Linked DNA regions of Mus musculus: region 1 is linked to region 2. The links are chromatin loops, found by intact Hi-C in ENCODE. Cell type or tissue: left cerebral cortex. All regions are shown on one strand.

Region 1 (2,500 bases), 61 kb before region 2:
CTGTGTGAGATCAAAATGCTTCTGGAATAAAAATTTACTCGTGGTCATTTATGAGCTGGTTTATCACCAACATCTACGCTCTGTTCTCATAAATGCTGCAGTGTCTAAGACATATAGCATGTGGGGTGGCAGGGCAGGAATCTGCTGAACTGCCAAAGATGCGACCTGGGCATTCTGCTCAGTCCCTCGTAACCCAGTCTCATCAACAGGTCGGGGGCACCTCTGTTAGGCCAGTTGCACTTCACTAAGCCCATGTGCATGGTGGAGGAAGATGTCAAACTCATGCTGAAAATGAGCCCATGGAAAACCACACTCCAATCTGCATTCTACTGTGGAAAAAGCATCCCAACCACATCCAGATATGGATGAAGAGGGGTTTGGGGGGGGGGGGGGAGTAAGCTATATTTTGTGGGAAACCTAGAATGTTCGACATCTTGTATCACATGGAAACTGAAACTCAAAAAGTATTTCAAGAAATAGGCATGCTGAATCTTACACTTACTCCTAAAGAAGGGCTACAAGTCAACCTTCATGAAAGCATCACCTTGGTGCCCTTGCAGCCTCAGGGCCCTGGTCACACACACCAGTGAGATCCACACTCATTCTATATTGAAGTGCCAGGCTGCCACCAGAAGTCTACCTATCCAGGGAGAATACAGGCTCTGACTCCAGTGTAAAAGCTCCTTTTATCTATCTGTGAGCTCAGGCTAGGTTGGGATACCCTGATTCCAAGTAGCTTTATCTATCTGTGAGCTCAGGTTAGGTTGGGATACCCTGATTCCAAGTAGCTTTATCTATCTGTGAGCTCAGGCTAGGTTGGGATACCCTGATTCCAAGTAGCTTTCCTGCCTTCTTGGAAGCCAGCTCCACAAGGTGATGTCTATAAGGTTTTTTTGAGACAGGGTCTTACTGGCCTGGAGCTTTTAGATTGAGCTGTGTTGGTTGGCCAGTGAGCCACAGCAATCTACCTCTGTTTCCAACTCTTCCTCCTCCTCCCCTTCCTCCTCTTCCTCCTCTGTGCTAGGATTACAAGCATGTCATTATCCAATGACACAACTAGAGCAAGAATTGTGGGTCTCAAGTTTCACTAACATTTCAGTGCAAGTGGCTAACAAGCAGGGAAACACTATGGAGCAGGTGAGTCTTGCTGCTTTGAGTCAGCCTGCAGTGACTATCAGGAATGTACTCACGAGTATCTATTGTGTGCTTTGTATGCATACAGCCAAGAAGTTATATAACTCCCCCCCTCCCTTTCTTTCTGAAACAGGGTCTTGTTATATACGCAGGCTGGCATCAAATGTACAATCCTCCTCCTATAGCCTCTGAGTGCTGGGATTCCAGGAGTGGTATCACACCTGGATGGCCCTGGCCTCTTGAAGGTGAAGTTCTGCAGGGAGGACAAACATGCACATCAAACTGACTGCACAGCAAGACAGCTGCAGGAGCCCATGAAAGGTGGGTACAAAAGCCTGGGCTGTCAAGTGACCATTTGCATGAAGCCACCTTCTCACCCAGGCAGAAGAATTTCCTTTTGGAATTCCAAAGCATCTAGCATAGTCATTTATCACCCGAAACAACTGCTTTACAGGACAGAGAGCCCTAGCACTGAGGCCAGGCCACCCTACAATTGCTATTCCTTAGTGCAGCCTAGAGCTTACAGGACTCACTTGATTGAAGTGTTTATTCAGTGATCTAAAGGGTAGAGAGCGATCATTTCCACACCCACCCTTGCCCCTCACTCACTTACAACTAAATAAACAAGAGTGACTCAGTTAAAAGGCAAATAACACAAACATTAAACATGACTGTATTCAAGCTGGAGAGGAAGGCCAGATAGCCTGGGGCTTCACTAAAGCTTGAATGAAGGCCAAGCTGAAGGTCACTGCTAGATCCTGTGGTGACACAGATCTCACTGTGGGTGGGTATCTTAATAATTTTCAGGAGACTTGAAGCTACCAGGTGGTGGCGGTTAAAGGACAGTGGGTCCAAGCACGAGGAAACTGTTCCTAGTCAAGTGTAACACATACCTATGATCCTAGCACCCAGGAGGCTGCTAGTTCAATGCTAGCCTGGCTACAGAGTGATGAAGTGCTGGGGTAATGGCTCAGCTGGGGAGAACTTGCCTAGCATGCACAAGACCCTGGGTTCTATCAACAGCCCAGCAGATAGAATAAATTAAAGAAGAAAGAAGGCGCTCTCCGTCAAAGGCATAGACTATAGGGAAACACTTGGAAGTGCTTTTGCTGACAAGTTGCCCGGGAGAGCCACTGCCGACAGAGGCCGGTTTCTATTTTAGGCTAACATCGGGAAATAAGCTGAAGACACATGCGCCTCAATTCAGGGCAGCTGCTTTCTCAAACAGCTCAAAATAGGAACTCTCTACAACACACATGCATTGGCACGCACACGAGTGTGTCCACCGCTCACAGACCAGCAGGACCAGAGCTGGCACAAAGGATTTCATTTTCTTATAGAGCCTGACAATTCCAAAACCCATGCA
Region 2 (2,500 bases):
AATTCAGTTACTGAACATACGGAGCAGAATATTCTGTGTGGCATTAGTGACTGTTATAAGCGACTCCTCCATCCACAGCAGATCCCATCATCTTATGTTTCTGAGAGAACTAGAAGGCCAAGAAGGCCACCAGAGTCTACCTACCTCCGATTGTCATACATGATTCTCCCCCAATCCCCCAGAGACAGGGTCTCATGTACCCCAGACTGGCCTTAGATTCATTATAAAGCTGGAAAAAATGACCTTGAATTCCTAATCTTACTGTCTCTGCCTTCTTCCCAGTTGTTAGGATTATAGGCATGCATTAAACAGTTCTAGGGATAGAACCCAGGACTTCATGCTTACTCTGTAAGCACTCTAGCAACCGAGCCATATCCCTAATCCCCAGAGTCTTAAAAGGAGATGTGTAATGCATGTCCTCAGAGCTGGAGGCGCTCACATAACAGCATGGAAGGGCACATGGAAAGGAAATGGTGGGCAGAATAGGGTGTTCGTCACTCAGAAGATATTCCCTGCTACCACCTGAGCGAGACTGGGGTGGGAAGTGAAAGCCAACCTGCCTTATAGAACTTCCCAGAAGGATGTGAAGTAAGGGGAAGGTCCCCCTGCCTCCTCTTCTTTAGAGCTGGAGGCACAGGCATGTATCATCACTCTAGAAATGCCAAGGGTCCCTGCATACTAGGTGCTCTACAAACTGAACAACATCCCCTGCCTCCTGCTTCCTTTTTTGTGGAAACAACCCAGTGGGCCAGAAAGCCATCTTGGGTGATGCTTTCCTGGTACCATGATGGTGTGGCTCGTGGCCAGACAAGATGACAGAGAGCTGGAACAACCAACCAGCATGCTGTCAACTCAGAAATCTAAAGACAGTTTAAATGTGGAGAGGGGAACTGTGAGGTGGGGAGAGGCCTCATGCCACACTCTTCCTTTAGTATTTCTGGCATTCAAACAAATCCTGGGTGAGCAAATCCAAAGCAATACTGTGGGCTAGCATTCAAGAACAGATGTCAAAGCGACTGCAGAAAAGAGGGAAACACTGGGCGTTTTGATAGACCACATTTGAAAGTCATCCCAGAGAAGAGGAGGCAGGGGAAAAAGAGCAACCGCCACCAACGTGGGGAAGTGGGATGGAGAGAGAGGCAAGCAAGCAGTCGCAGATAACGCAGAAGGCTTGCAAAAATATAAACAATCTGGCAAGAAGGAGGACTTAGATGGCTATATTTAAGCAGCAGAAGAAGTTATAACGGGAGACTTGGAGAAGGGCGGAAAAAAGCCAATATTGAAATATGACAGGAACGGGAGAAGTTGATATTTCCTTCCAGGCACAGGCGCATACATACACACATACACACACACACACAACTTGGAGAAACAGAAAACCAGTGCTGGCTGCTGTTTCAATAGGGATCCTGCTGCTTGCCATGAAGAAGTCTGGGTTTCCAGCTATAGCACAAGTAGCATATCCTGGCTTCTTTAACTGAGTGGGGTGTTCAATGTGGGAACTTGAGGGGTTCTAGCCTTCTCAGTGAGTGAGTACATTTAGAGGATAAAGTAAGAGCACAGGGCTGATGGGCATGGTGGTGTGTTCCTGTAATCCCAACACTCAGAGGTGGAAGCAGGAAGATCAGAAGTTCAAGGCCAATTTCTGCTTCACATCAAGTTTGAGACCAGCCTGGCACCAAAAGTAAGTAAATAAATCAATCAGGTCAGAAAGAGTCAGTGAGTAACACAGCTGACTTGTGAGCACCAAGACCTGAGTTTAGATTTCAACATCCACATACAAAGCTATGTGTAAGGCTGCCGTTAGAAAGGAAATAGAGGGTTCCTGGAACTTACTGGCCATCCAGGTACAAAACAACTCCCACTGTTATGAGAAACTGTCCCCAAAAGGAACAAGATGGATGGCACCTGAGGAGAAACAGCAGAGGCTGTCTTCTGGCATCCAGACATGTACAGGGAAAGGAAGTAGAGTGAGGGTGAGGCACATATGTACACCCACACCCACACCCACTCTAAAAGACATAGGTCAGACCCTGTTTCCTAAGCCCAGCTATTTGTCCTTTGATTCTGAGGTCTCTCTGCAGACTGATAGGTCAGACAGCTTGAGTTGAACAGGTGGCCTGGTGACTAGGAACCTACATTGCAAAGCCAGTACACCTGGGGCCACTTGCTGCTGGCAGTCAGAGACTCTATGGGGTTCCACCTCACTCCTTTACCCAACCTTGCAGACATATGTGAACCAACTCGAGGAGCCAACAGGGGTCTCCAAATTTAATACTGTGCTGCCTCCTGCCACCACGGAAACAGATTGACACAGTGAGTAGACTGAGCCTTCCGCCAATGTGTGGAGCTTCCACTGCTCCAGATAGGGCTGGTCACATTTGGAAGGCTCAAAGACTTAGGCTAAATTACTCCCCCCAAAATTTAAACCACCTCCAAATCGTGTGTGTGTGTGTGTGTGTGTGTGTGTGTGTTCATTCACATATGGAGGCCAGAGATT

Evidence for each region. Peaks named below come from ENCODE experiments on the same cell type or tissue, not always from the same donor. Only the 100,000 strongest peaks of a DNase experiment are listed, where the experiment ranks them.
Region 1: a loop joins it to region 2, with 6 times the contacts of the local background. A loop is called at or near these places in 2 of 42 quality-filtered maps.

The regions. Positions count from the first base shown.
Region 1 is chr5:136,425,632-136,428,131 of GRCm38, forward strand. The region is part of intron 2 of Cux1 (cut-like homeobox 1); the gene reads right to left. It overlaps Gm16599 (a long non-coding RNA gene), which reads left to right. Exons shown (of 3, transcript XR_868598.3): 3 at 1-2,500. Among named protein-coding and RNA genes, the nearest start is that of Gm16599, 34 kb to the left of the region's middle. In left cerebral cortex, no CTCF peak of the experiment used is centred here; DNase peaks (open chromatin) are centred at 1,391 and 2,309; H3K27ac peaks cover 2,176 bases.
Region 2 is chr5:136,486,700-136,489,199 of GRCm38, forward strand. All of the region lies in intron 1 of Cux1 (cut-like homeobox 1), which reads right to left. Among named protein-coding and RNA genes, the nearest start is that of Cux1, 80 kb to the right of the region's middle. In left cerebral cortex, no CTCF peak of the experiment used is centred here; a DNase peak (open chromatin) is centred at 1,132; H3K27ac peaks cover 951 bases.